Regions from separate parts of the Homo sapiens genome. Here region 2 is linked to region 1. A link is a contact called in ENCODE Hi-C data. All regions are on one chromosome and are shown on one strand. Each heading gives the region's core, a stretch centred on a gene start or an enhancer-like site at or near the end of the contact. The rest is flanking DNA. Distances are from core to core; before and after follow the strand shown.

Region 1 (6,994 bases), core at 1,639-4,138:
CTGGGCTCAAGCGATTCACCCACCTTCGCCTCCAAAAAAGTGCTGGGATTACAAGTGTGAGTCACTGCGCCTGACCTATTTATTGTTTTTTAAAGACAGAGTCTCTCTCTGTTGGCCAGGCTGGAGTGCAGTGGCACAATCATGGCTCACCGTAGCCTCAGCCTCCTGGGCACAAATGATCCTCCCGCCTCAGCCCCCCCCCCCCCCCCCCCCCCCCAGTAGCTGTGAGTGCAGGCACGGGCCACCACACTCAACTAATTATTTTTATTTTTTGTAAAGATGGGGTCTCATTTTGTTGCCCAGTCTGGTGTTGAACCCCTGGCTTCAAATGATCCTTCCACCTCGACCTTGCAAAGTGCTGGGATTACAGGCATAAGCCACCACACCCAGTGCCAATCTTAGTTCTTTGCTCGTTATCTGAATTTTCACCATATTTGCATACACCTGGAGTATTTTCTTAAATTGAAACAGTTGCTTTTTATTAGATATACCAATACCTGTTAGTTTACGAGTTTCATTTAGTTCTATTGTTCGCATAACATACATTTAAATAGCTATTAAATTTCAAACATTTGCCCTCACGCTACTTAAAATTATTTTGAGTACCGTCAGAAATGTGGAGGCCACAAGAGAGTACTTGAATGCAGCAGTTGTCACCTTTTCTCCAGCAGCTTGAGAAAGGGCATAGAGTGCTATCTGAGCTGGATTTGAACCAGAAGTTTTTAGGCAAAGTAAGAAGAGCACTTCAAGAAAAATAAAGAGCAAACCCCAGCATTTTTGAGGAGAATGCGCCATCTTGGTGATGCGGACCTAGGACACATGATGGCAGGAAGGAGGAAAAGATGCTGGCAAGTAGGGTTAGTGGCACATTAACACCAGCTGAGACACGGGAACCTGTCCAGTTAGAAGCCGTTGATTCATTGTTGAAAGATAAAACTGGATGTAGTGTGAGTAAAGGATGACCTGCCTGCTTGGTGAAAAATTAGTAACCACAGAGGTGGCTGTCAAAACCAACCAGCAACCAGGGAAAATGCTTATAGTGTGCTAGGTAAAAGAGAACAGGGATACAATATTCTGTGACCATGATGATTATACATAGAAATTAAGACGCACAGGCCAGGCGCGGTAGCTCACGCCCAGCAAGTAATCCCAGCACTTTGGGAGGCCGAGGCAGGTGGATCACCTGAGGTCAGGAGTTCGAGACCAGCCTGGCTAACATGAAATGAAACCCCATTTCTACTAAAAATACAAAAATTACCTGGGCGTGGTGGCATGCGCCTGTAATCCCAGCTATTCGAGAGGCTGAGGCAGGAGAATCGCTTGAACCTGCGAGGCGGAGGTTGCAGTGAGCCGAGATCATGCCATTGCACTCCAGCCTGGGTGACAAGAATGCAACTCTGTCTCAAAAAAAAAAAAAAAAAGAAGAAAGTAATTAAGATACATAGAGAAAAGGGACTGGAAGAAATCCCCCAATGTGAGAACAGGAGTTGTGTTGATTGTTTAACAATGTGAGTTAATTTCTCCATCTTCCAAATTGCTTTCTCTTATATTCCCAAAGTCATATCTTGACTTTTGTTTGAGTGTGATTTGCAATGGTGCTATCCGTCGTAAATCTCTGGTTTAGCATTCATGCTGTCTTCCAATTTCCAAATATTGAATCCAGAATTCATGAGTGTTCCAAGGTGCTGGAGACCACACTGTAGGGCTGGAGGACATGAGCGTCTCTGCACCTAGCTCTTCCTAGTAGCTGACTTGCAGCAGGAGCTGAGGCTTCTCCTGGCATCACCTCCACTACAATTCTCTGTGAGCATTTCCAGGAAGCAGCACCCCCTACCCTAGCCGAGGCCCGTCCAAGGTTGTCTCGTTGTCCTAGCCCGCCATTGCCCTGGGAGGAAGTAGCCACATGAGTTTATGGCCTGAGTAATGCTTTTCCCTCCTGGATGCTCCCCACATCTAGAGGATATGAAAATAGTCTTGGCAAGGGTGCCTGGTCTGCGCTTGTCAGCGGCCTGAGCTGTATTCAGCCACCACCCTTGGGGTCCAGGCCAGATGTTATGGCAAAACCGTATTTTAACGAGATCCTTCTGGTATTTCTTTTGGACGCCGTCCGAGGCAGCTTCATTTTACGCTAAATTCCATGTTATGGTGGGTCATCTCAAACAGGTCTGCAGCGCATAAAAATGTTCTCACTGCACTCTGTTTTCTGTAGCAAAATGTTGTTGGAGGTTAGGATGGGAGTTGAGGACTGGGCCTTGAGGGTTTTTTTCATATAAACACATTAAAATGGAAAGCTGATATGAACACGTTCAGTGATATAGACTGCAAAGGCAAAAAGAATTCTCCCCAGCATATTTTTTTTTCTTTTTACCATGGATGTAATTGGAGTTTACATATGATAAGAACTGCTTCTTGGGCAGAAAATGTAATCCTCTGGTGAGACTAATCCATCATTGTTGAAGTGAAGGGAACTGGTAGTGAATTCGCCCCACAGATGAAGATAGGATTTCTAATTCCCTCGCCTTTTCTGTTTACTGTTCCTAACTCCGTGAGAGTGTGCGTGTGTGTCTGTGTTTTCTTCACCATTTGATTTTTCATCCCGGCTCCCACTTCCTCATCCTTGGCCTCTCTCGCATCTTTATTTTTATCACACCCTCCCCACCTCCACCACCTTGTCCCAGCACTGAGAGGAAAGTGGGCAGCTTTCCAGGCAGCTGCAGTCCTGCTGGAGAAACCTTTATGATCCAGGAAATATTGACTGAGGAGAAGCTGTGCTGACTCCGCTATGAATAAGGAGGTTGGAAAACTGTCAGCATTTGCAGAAACAAAAGGAAGTGCTACATATACGTTTTGGTTTCATAATGACTGTATTGTAAAACCCCTTCTCTTTAGCCTACTAGATTGGACAAGTGTGTTAACCAGTGGCTGTTTGGTATCCATTGATCATAGAGCTAGACCAACAACCAAAGTTGTTTACCTCTCATAAGGTGGCTTTTGCAGGCGTGCCAAAATCATATTATGAAACTCCCAGCCACAAATTCTGACATGTATTTTCACTTCCTATCCAATAAGGGATATCCCCACCCCTTTACTCCCCGACTACTGTAGTCATAAAGGTACACTCCTAGTTCCTCCCTCTCTCTTTCTCAGCTTCTCGGTCCCTGTGTGTGATAAGGTTTCTTGTTGCCCTGTGTGGCATGGTGTGGCACGCCCCAGCATACTCCCTTCCTTGGGAACTGAGTAATAAATTCTTTCAATGGCATTAGCCTCTTTGTGTTGTCACTCAGTCACCTCCATAAATTAAAACCCTTCAGGTTTTGTTGGCACTGTAAGGTAATTTATTTTCTCTACATAGGATTTTAGAATTGAAAGGGACCTTGTAGATCATTGAATTCCACCTGTCCATGGGTCAGAAAAGGGAGCTGGGGAAACTGTTAGGGGGCAGATCCAGGCCTTGGAGCACCTGGTTAAATGTGTTCTCCCCATAAGCCTAAGAAATGGTACCAAATTCTTATGTCATTGCATCCAATATGGTCCTTCCTTCTTTCTTCTCTTCTGTTTCTTTCCTTTGCTCTCAAGACTGGTGTATCACTTTGTCTCCCAGGCTGAAGTAAAGTGTGTTTGTTATATTGCAGTGGTTTTTTATTCGTATTATTATCATCATATTGTTTTTTGTTGTTTTTTTCTGGATATTTTTGATCTGTGGTTGGTTGATTTGGTGGACGCAGAACTATCGGATATGGAGAGTCAACTGTATATAAAATCAGGTCAGCACACTTTTCCTGTAGAGGAGCAGATAGTAAATATCCTCAGCTTTATGAGCCATGTGGTCTCTGTTGCACCTACTCAACTCTCCCATTGTAGTGTGAAAATAGCCATAGACAACACATCAACTCATGGGTGTGGTTGTATCTCAATAAAACTTTATTTACACACACTGGCAGTGAGCCAGACTTGGTCTGTGGGCCTCAGTTTGCAAGCCCATGATCTAGGCAATGCACAGATAGCAGATGGTGTCCCTCAGCTTTGGATAGCTGTAAGTATTACAAGTATGTGAGTCTGTTAAATACTTAATAAAAATTCCAGTTTTAATGTTACAAATTGATACCCTTGGTATTTGTTTTAGCTGAAGATGCAAAACCAACTCCACAGCTGCCTGAGTATTAAATTCTACTTTTCTCTGCCAAATAAGCAGTATTTCTAAAGGCCAGTGATTGATAACTTAGCAGATTTTGCTGATGAATCAGGCCAACATTAGCTGAGCATAGTAGTACACTGTATAACTCAAATGGTTTGTGAAGTCATTTGTGAGGGGTGTGGTTTAGCAGTGTCATAATTGCAAGAAACGCAATACATGTACTTGGTTTGTTTTAAATGTTTATGTTGCCTAGTTAGATGAGACAAATTCTTATACAGACTGTTTCCTCTCTTGTGAGACTATTACACGTTTTATTCCAAATGGACAGGACTTTACATGGAAGATCCTACCATCCTTTATAAAATGTCATCCTTTGTGTAAGCCTTTCAGTTTATCATGATTATACTCTTTTTTTTCTCCCTGGGAATAATTTTACCTCATCTGGTTATGCTCTGTTACTGTGTGTTATGTTATCTAAGGTCTATGACCAATTGCATGCAGAGGGTGGCTTGCTTTTCAATAGCAACAACCAAGAACCAAGCAGAAATGTAAGGAGAGTAGAGCTGGGGGTAGTGGCCTTTCAGGGTGTCAATTCCCCAACCATGGTGGGGTTGATGGGACAATATTGGAAACATTTTTGGTTGTTACAATGGGAGTGTGCTACTGGCATCTAGTGGGTAGAGGCCGGGGGTGCTGCTCAACATCGTACAATGCATGGGACTGTGTCCCCCACAGCAAGGAATGAGCCAGCCTAAAAGTCAGCCATGCTGTGCTTGAGAAGCCCTGCTGTCAAGAGATTCATCAGGAATACGCCTCCTAAGTAGGTGGCAAGCCTAGCGTCTTCAGGAATGTCTCTAGGCTAGCCTACTGGTGACACCAAGGACACTAACCCATCACCCTCACACGATCTTTCATCGAGGTACCACCAAGCTCTTTGTTCTCCTGCCCTTTAACTACTTCTGCACCTGCCGCAGGGGCAGTCCTTGGTGCTTCGTTTATCATTGACATTCTGGTCTTTGTTCCTACGGATGTCTTGTTGGGCAGAAGAGATGTGTTCAGAGATGCGGGAAAGCTGAGGAGGCACAAGGCACCGAAGTCTCACCACTCTGGCAGACTGCATATGAATGTGCCCATTAGCCCTGGAGTCCAAGTGGGAGGGGTGAGATGCTGGCAGGTGTGGAGGCAGGCATTACCTTCCGCAGCACCCTGGCACCTGGTTCTGGCAACTGTGGCCTAAGAGGAAGTGGTCAAGCAGCCTCTAGTACATAGTCCTTGGGCATTGTCTTAGTTAGTATGGGCTATAACCAACACCTTAGACTGGGTAATTTATATACAACCAAAGTGTATTGCTCACAGTCCTGGAGGCTGGGAAGTCCAAGATCAAGACGCCAGCAGATTTGGTGTCTGGTGAGGTCCTGTTTCACATGGATGGCTCCTTCTGTGTCTTCACATGGTGGAAGGTGCAGGGGAGCTTGCTTGAGCCTCTTTTATAGGGACACTGATCCCATTCACGAGAGTGGATCCCTCATGATTTAATTGCTTCCTGAAGGCCCCACCCCTTAATACCGTCACTTTGGGGATTTGTCTCCCACATACAAATCTGGGGGGGACACAAACATTCAGAACGTAGCAGGCATCTTCCTGTCCCAGAATGAATATCAGAACTAGCAAATATCCTAGCAGCCATTTCATCTGACATCCTTATTGTTCCAACAAGGAAAGCTGGGACAGCAACCTTTCCACTCACTGTGGTCTCCTCTCCATCAAATGTGTTGGGGGTCTGGCTGCTGTCCCATCTATGTGTCTCATCAGCACCTCAAGGTACTTTTTATCCCTATATCACAGAGGAGGAAATGCAGGCCCAGCCAAATGAAGCGACATGGGCCAGGCACCAGTGGCAGAACGAGGACAGAACCCAGCCATCCTGCCTGCTGCTGACATTTTCTCCATCCAGCCCTCCTGCTTGCCTTCATGAGACCACATGGCCAGAAATCAGTAAGAAAATCTTGCAAGCAAATGGACTGAAAAACCATTGCTCTAGAGGCCATGTAGAGATCCATTCAGAGAAATGCAGCTAGTGAAAATTTCAGCAAATAGGAGGACTTCTGTTAACCATGGCATGGAATGCACATCTCCCAGGTCTTTATGAAGGTGCCTAATTTCCAGTCATGACCTACCCTCTCCAAAAGAGGACCCAAGCTGATGAAAGACCTTCGAGGTACCCCTGTAGAACTTTATCCTGCACATTTGTCATTGTGCATCTGCACAGGATATTCCTTTCGGCAGACGACTTTCAGCTCTTTGCAGAAGTCTCAGACGCCACATCCTTAGTCCATCTTTACTGGTTCATCTCTTTGTTCCAAGAAGACTTAATTGAATGTGGATACTGTTGTCCACACGATCTAGAAATGAAATCTGTGTTGGAGAGCATAATCATGTAGAGAGATAAAGTTATACAGCCAAAACATGTACTCAACATTAAAAACCCAGATGAGAGAGAAATCAAGGGCACACTCCCTCCGTGGGTTAGACTGAGCTTTGCACACCGTTCTTTGTGAGTTGCCTGAGCTGCACCCACGCTGGCTGCTGTCCAGAGCTGCCAGTGGTCTAGCTGAGCAGCCAGGTGGAAATGGAGTCTGTGTCCATGCAGGGAATTCAAGAATTTTGGTTCCTGTGCTTGTGGGTGGGTCTTGGAGTGTAAAGTAAAAAGCGGAATCTCGGAGTCACATAGTCTACGGTTCACAGTTTAGTTCAGCGTCATATCACATGATCCTTGGGCGGGTTACCTGATGTCTCCAATGTTTGTCCTTATGTGTGAAACAAAAACAGTACCAACTCCAAACAGCTGCTACAAAGACT
Region 2 (7,375 bases), core at 3,605-6,104, 440 kb after region 1:
GCACTGTGCCTGGCGCTTCCACAGAGTAGCAGGCACTGCTCAGGGTGCCAGGGATGTATTTTTCAAACGGGACAAAAGCAGTCTCTGTGATCTTGGCCCTTGTGACCTGGGTGCTTTTAGAATGGGTGGTGATTGCAACCTAATTCAGCTGGAGGGAATTGATAGTGGACTGTCTTGTTATGAAAATATTCTCCCTGTCTTTGAAATGTACTAATCGACTGTCTTCTTACCTACAGGATTCTGCTTCAGGAAAAAAGGAATTGTCTACTTATGCAGCTGGAAGAAGCCACCCGCTTAACATCCTACCTCCAGTCCCAGTTAAAAAGGTAGGTTACTTTCAAAGAGAAAACTGTACTTGTTCATCATGTTCCAATGACTGGTACATGAACTCGTTTCTTGTAGCTTGACCTGAAATGTTGTTAACACAGAATGGATACATTATATTTTTAACATGCTACTACTGTATGACTCAAGGAATATGGAGAGAACCACATTTGGCTTCAGGGTAAATAAGAGGCCTGAAGTCAGATGTATTCAAGGATTTTGTAACCTAATTAACAGTTTCAGAAGTGTACATCTATACACGTGCGCATTTTTGTTTTGGGTTTTTTTTAAAAGCATACGAACTTTTTAAGCTAGTAAGATTTGGCTGCTCAAGAATGGCCAATGTCAAGGGCCTCAGATGTGTCATTTTCTCAGATATTCCTCCTAACAATGCCCCAGGTGGGAACTGTTCTCACCCCAGCCCCAGTGGGAGCCCAGAGGGGGTGAATGGCTTGACCAAGTGTACCTGGCTAGTATGTGTTCCAGCCAGGACTGGGACTGGGACTTGGGCACGGGTCTCTGCTGTTGCCCACTGCTCTCTGCCACCCTTTCCGTGCTCACAGGGTGAGCAGGGGTGGCTGCCCTGCCATCTCAGATGGCCATGCTGTCTCATTTCAGCCTGTGTGCCAGCACCCTGACGGTGTCCTCGGGGAGCAGCCGCGGGTCCCTAGCCTCCAGCCGTGGGTCTCTGGCCTCCAGCCGGGGCTCCCTGAGCTCGGTCAGCTTCACGGACATCTACGGCCTCCCGCAGTACGAGAAGCCCGACGCTGAGGGCAGCCAGCTTCTACGCTTCGACCTCATTCCCTTCGACTCTCTGGGGCGAGATGCTCCCTTTTCAGAGCCCCCAGGCCCCTCGGGCTTCCACAAGCAGAGGCGGTCCCTGGACACGCCCCAGTCCCTGGCATCGCTGTCCTCCCGCTCCTCGCTGTCCTCGCTGTCGCCCCCAAGCTCGCCCCTGGACACGCCCTTCCTCCCTGCCTCACGGGACTCGCCGCTGGCGCAGCTGGCGGACAGCTGTGAGGGGCCAGGCCTGGGCGCCCTAGACAGACTGCGGGCACACGCCTCGGCTATGGGGGACGAAGACTTACCAGGCATGGCGGCCCTTCAGCCACACGGGGTCCCCGGGGATGGGGAAGGGCCGCACGAGCGAGGACCCCCACCAGCCAGCGCTCCCGTGGGTGGAAGTAAGTGCGGATGTGGCCTCCTGCGGGGCGAGGGTTACCTGCAGGGCGGAAACTGTGGGGTCCAGAGTGAGGATGGCTGGCTTTCCAGGTCCATGGTGAGCTTTACGTTTAGGAATATTGATGTGATCGGGAAGAGCACACACCTGCTCTTTCTGATCTGTGTTGGGGAAAGATCATTGAAATTGACAAAGTTGTCTTTCCTAGGTATTTGGCTTGTTTTCAAAAAATACTTAATTGTTGAAAACTAGGGTAAGAACTACACAGGCTTCCACATTCAGAGGCTGCTGGAGATGGATTAGGGCCTTCATGACCTTTGCAGCGTGCGTGCCGAGATGGAACCGTCAGTGTGTGCCCGCCTGAGACCATTATGCCAACAGGTGTCTGGTTGTAGCTAGTGGAAATCTTGACTTCTTTTGTTGCTTTGACATCTCTTTATCTTTTATAGTTTTCATAGTTTCCAAGAACATAGGTCTATCAAATGTGGAAGTGAAAATAATTGTGTAATTTCAAAAGACATGCCTGTAAGTATCGGTCATTTCTACTGATTTGGTTTCTCTGGTGATTCTTCAAATGGAAAAACACGGAGCTCCGTGGAGCCTCATCCATTCAGTTGGTGTTGGTTCAGCTCCTCCTCGGAGCTGGGGTCTTTCAGCTTGTAGCCTGCTTGGAAGACCAAACTGCTATTGAAGGGAATATTGACCCCATGTGCTTTTCTCAGCCACCCATGGCAACTTTATCTTCCTTTGGTTTTAAAGAGGATCAAGAACAAGGTCTCCCGTTCCTGAAGTTCAGCCCATTTAATTGACTTTTATTTGCACGGCAAAAATGTTTTAAATGTTCCATTTAGGCAAACACTAGATAATTTGTGCAGCATAGTGGATCTCAGCCAGGGGTGTTTTTGCGTCCTGCCCCTGGGGAACACTTGGCAATGTCTGGAAACATTTTTGGTTGTCACAACTAGGGGATGGGAGATGCTCCTGGCATGCACAGGGCAGCACCCCCTCCCCCTCGAGAATGGTCCAGCCCCAAATGTCAAGAGGGCTGAGGCTGAGAAACCCTAGTCACGTACTATGGAGTATTTATGCGGCAAGGGGTAGAAATAAAACTAGAGAGCAGAACCAGTGTGGTGTAGTGGAAACAGCTTCAAACTAGCAGCTGGGAGACCAGGCTTTTGTTCCCTGCCCTGTCCACTTCTAGCTGTGTGACCTTGAACACATACCTGGACTGAGTCTCACCTTTTCCACCCTTGAATGCAGTGATCTTTGTGACCCCTTCCATTTGCCACCATTCTGTTACCCAAGAGATAGATGGATTGGTAGATCAATAGATAGGTTGATCACTCTATAAAATAGTAGTCTGTTGGCACTTACGTGCGTAACCAGAGGCCATCATGTTCTGAGACTGCCCCAGGGCTTTTTGGCATCTCTATTTTGGTGTCTGCCCCTGTGTTTGCAAACACACTTTGGTATCCCCAGATACATTGTTTCTGAAGTCCATATATGCAGGTATCCTTCATTAGCTTTGTTCCTCTTTATAACCACAGGTTGATTGCTCCATGTTTATTCCGTTCAGTCAGAAAAGAAATATCCAATTAGGACTTCTTTCTTAGTCTCCCTCCTCTCTCCCACCACCTTCTCCTTAAGGGATTGAGATTCCAGAATGTCAGTCTAGTTAGGCATAAAATCTGCACAAGGCCCAAGGGCCACTTTGGGTCAGAGGAGAGACAGAGTGGGAGGGAGAAGCGCTGACTTAATTTCACATCCTGGTTTCTTTATTTTTTCCTTTGCTTTCCGTGGCAGATGCTATAATGGTTGAAACTTCTTGGACTGGGAAGTATTTGCTTACGTGTGTAGACACTGCCATCTCGTGGTGGAGCCATATGTCATTCGTGATTATTTCTTGTATTACACTGCCATCTTGTGGCGGATTCGTATATGACATTGGTGATGAATTCTTGTATGGCACTGCCATCTGGTGGCGGATTCTTATATGACACCGCCAATAAATTCCTGAGTGACACTGCCATCTGGTGGTAGATTCTTATATGACATCGGTGGTGGATTCTTGCGTGACACTGCCGCCTAGCGGTAGCTTTTTATGATACTGCCATCTGGTGATGGTTTTATATGTTACATATATTACATTGTTTCAAGGACACATATGTATTATGTTGTTCTAAGGACACGTTTATTTGTATCCTTAGAAACTTGAAATAGTTGACCCTGCTGGGTGTCCCCAGAGGGCCGGGTTGGGTAGCCAGCTTCAGGCATGGACACAGGGGGGGCTCCTCGCCTCCCCTGCCCCATCATGTATCAGCTGTGCTGGGAACACTGCAGTCTAAGTTTGGCCCCCAGCAAGTCTTAGTAAGACAAAATTTTTGTAAGATAAAAATCAAAGTTGTCCAAACTTGCAAACCAGCCTCTGAATGATTTTTTCCTTGTGTTTTCAATCAATCGGAGGAAACAGAAGGCAGGTCAGAGGAGTGGGGCAATACACTGTGATTTTTCATACTATTTACGTTTTTGTTACAGTTTTGTCTTCCCTGGATTTTAAAAGTCAAATGTGTTATGATTATGAAATACTTAGCTATTTTCATCTACCCATTAGTATTTGCTAATCAAAACCTGTAAAAATCTTGACTTTGCTCATATTGATGTTTTTATGATATTGATATTCTGTTTAATGTTGTTGGCTTAAATTCTGCAGTGTTTTCACTTTGTGCTTTTTTTTTTTTTTATCTCCTCATGCGGCTCGACAGAAGTGCTCACTGTAAGTGGCCTTGGGAGTCCCCTTGCTCAGCGTTGTTGCTCAGGCCCCAGGCATACGTTTGTGCTGTGGATGGATGTGTTCAGGATGGCTGGGGTGTGGCCAACGACGGTTATCTTATAGCTGTGCTTCAACACAAGTTGGCAATTGGCCTTATTGTTATCTCATTGTTAATATTCAAGCTGTTTAAGAACTTTCCTAGAAGCTTTCACTGTTCATTCCCTGTATGTGTTTGTTTCTGGAATGTAATGGCGTTCGTTGCTGTCATATGCCACCTGGCAGCTCTGCTATGCTGTGGTTTTGACTGTATTTTCTTCCTTTTTACCAAGCACTGTTCACATCCTTGGCTCTTAGTGTCTGTCTGTCTTGAATGATGAAAAGGGAGTAAAGAGATTTTCACATGAACATGGGGAAGATTTGACCCTTGTCTCCCTGGCACTGCTCCTGAGGGTCCACCTCTGTGCCTTGAAGCCCCAGGGCAGGTGTCCGGGGTGTGGAGCGTGGAGTCTGTGCTTTTTCTCAGCCGGGGCAGTTGCCGACAGGACTTCCTCCTGGCAGTTCCTACTTCCACCCACCCTGTGGGTCCAGTGACTCAGCCTGGGCTTCGAGGATTAGCTCCTTCATTTCTTTCCTCTCTGTATTGACTTCTATGGCAATGATGAGAGAGAAACGTGGCCAGACTTGCGCCTTGGGCTGGGTTGGTTGCAGGTGCTTAGGCTCATTACCTGGTGCTGTTTCCCTGCAGGCATCTACAGCTGAGTCTGGGGACCACGCGTGTCAAGGCTGGGAATGCAAATGGTAGTGGTGGTTTCCTTTGCTGGGGGTTGATGCAGTGGTTGGGGGGGCTTCCATTTGCAGTTGAGGGCCAGGTGTTTGGGTCCTTCCATGTGGCAGGGATAAAGAGGAGAGCTGGCATCTGGAGTCATGATCTGTCTGAGAGGCAGTGCCTCCGGCCACCGTAGGATGGAGGCCAGCTTCCAGCCCTGGCTGATGGGGGAGAAGCAGCGAATTCTCCAGATGTGGTATGGCAGACCTTTGGAAGATTCACTCGGCCTCCACTTAACCTTGTGAGACCAAAGGCCACAGCCCCATGTGTTCTGCGTGCTGTTGAACATGTTTGTATTTCATTGGCGTGGATGATAATTTGGTTGAAAGGAGAGATGGTCACCAGTGGACTCAGTTTAGGAAGGCACAAAGGTCAACCCTTTCCGTTTCTAGAACTTAGCCAAAGAAAAGTGCGGAGATGGAAGCGGGAGCTGGCTTTGAGTGACGGTGGAGTGCCCAGCTGGGGCTTCCAATTTGATTCCGTGTTCCAGCCGAGTGTGCCCCTCCACAAAACAGACTCCTGGGCTCACAGTTGCATTTAGCGCGGGAAGATGATATACATGTTTGTATTGGTTTTGTTAAAAGGAACTTATTGCTATGAGGAAATGGGTAGAAACGGCTGATGAAATGTTAAAAGGAAACATTTCAATGGCTATTTTTGGCTCTTGAATAAAATAGATGTGAAAGATAAAAATAAGCATAGCAGGAATAGCAGCGTGCTAACCCAGAAGGGCGGCTGGAAGGCTCCTGCCTGCGGTCACTGAGACAGCCACGCTTGAGCCCCAGCTTCCTCCCCCGGGGCCGCAGGCCTCCCAGGTGGTGTTTTCAGAGAATGAGTGTGGGTTCAACTGTGTCCTCTGCTTTGAAGGTTGCTAATTTTTCTAGGGTTTATTTGGATAATTAAAATGTTTTTTTCCTGAGTATAAAAGCAGTATTTGTTGTATAAAACATGGGAAATACCCGACAGCATAAAGAAGGCAGTGAAAACCATGACCTCTTGGCGAGCGCCGCTGCTGTTCCCATCGGGCTAATGCTGCTTTCCTGTCTCGTTTGTGTGCGCGGCTTTCAGAAAGTGCCATTTGAGGGGCTTCTCATCGTCATCTTATGTTCTGTGTGTTCATTAAGGGGGTGGAAATAGATTTATGAATCCAAGAGGTAGCAGAAGTTCATTTCTTCAATTTTCCCATATGAAAAACAACTAGAGCACAGCATGTCTCCGTGTGTGTGTGTCCCAGCGAGTCTCTGGAACACTCATTGACGAAGTGTGTGCTCCAGCGTCAAGGACCCCGGTCCCCGGTGCTGTTATTTCCTGACCCTGTGTGTGTCCCTTACTTACAGCAGTGACTCTTCGAGAAGACAGTGCCAAGAGGTTGGAGAGGAGGGCACGCCGCATCTCCGCATGTCTGTCGGATTATTCGCTAGCCAGCGACAGTGGGGTGTTTGAACCTCTAACCAAAAGGTCTGAAGCTAGTCTTACTATTTCCTTCTCCCTACGCAGAATCACCTGTGTTACTGGCAATCACAAAAAGATTCCGTACTGAAACTTTCATACATTGACACTTTGTTTATTTTTCCAGGGGTAGGATATTTTTCTAGCTTCTTTCACCTTTGGGTGATTGGGTTTTAGAAAGAAGTCTTTCTCCCTGGCCCTGGGGGCCTAAGGCTTGAGTCTGATGGAGCTCAAAAAGGAGAATCAATGTATGGGAGAGCCCTGCTTTTCTGGAAAGGACATTCATTCATTAGAAATGAATTTCTTCCCTCCCTCCCTTCCTTGTTTTCGTAGCTATAGGAATGGTTTCACAATGACACAGCGCCTTTTGGAATTCCATGCTTTATTTTGATCGGGCATCTTTGATGTCATTATTTCTTTGTACAATTTAAGTCTCCGGTATCTAGAAGACAGTTCACTTAAAGTTAATTTTTGAACATTTCCTCAAGTATTACATGTGGTTTTGAAAGGCGTGCAAGGTTACTTTCTTCTTTTATTTATTTATTTTTTGTTTGTTTGTTTGAGACAGGCTCTCGCTGTCGCCCAGGCTGGAGTGCAGTGGTGCAATCATAGCTCACTGCAGCCTCAAACTCCTGGGCTTAAGCAGTTCTCCCACCTCAGCCCCACAGATATCTGGGATTATAGCACACACCACCGTGCCTGGCTAATTTTTGTATTTTTAGTAGAGATGGGGTTTCATCATGTTGCCCAGGCTGGTCTTGAACTCCTGGGCTTAAGCGATCGGCCCGCCTCTGCCTCCCAAAGTGTTGGGATTATAGATCTACTC

Evidence for each region. Hi-C counts contacts between places; a loop is a spot of excess contacts on that map. Pooled maps may share reads with other maps.
Region 2: a loop to region 1 is called in a map of B cell, with 30 times the contacts of the local background. The contact joins two enhancer-like sites. A Hi-C loop is called at or near these places in 1 of 168 maps with a recorded cell type or tissue (B cell), 3 of 37 single-sample maps with no recorded cell type and 5 of 50 pooled maps.

Annotation. Positions count from the first base shown.
Region 1 is chrX:9,674,488-9,681,481 of GRCh38, forward strand. The region is part of intron 5 of TBL1X (transducin beta like 1 X-linked); the gene reads left to right. Among named protein-coding and RNA genes, the nearest start is that of GPR143, 88 kb to the right of the region's middle. Within about 2 kb of position 2,889, at least 6 of the 41 ENCODE cell types and tissues checked have a DNase peak (open chromatin) inside an H3K27ac peak, as active enhancers do.
Region 2 is chrX:10,116,182-10,123,556 of GRCh38, forward strand. It overlaps WWC3 (WWC family member 3), which reads left to right. Exons shown (of 24, transcript NM_015691.5): 11 at 237-326; 12 at 943-1,508; 13 at 6,438-6,558. Among named protein-coding and RNA genes, the nearest start is that of CLCN4, 37 kb to the right of the region's middle. RefSeq lists an enhancer at 3,248-3,542. Within about 2 kb of position 4,855, at least 4 of the 41 ENCODE cell types and tissues checked have a DNase peak (open chromatin) inside an H3K27ac peak, as active enhancers do.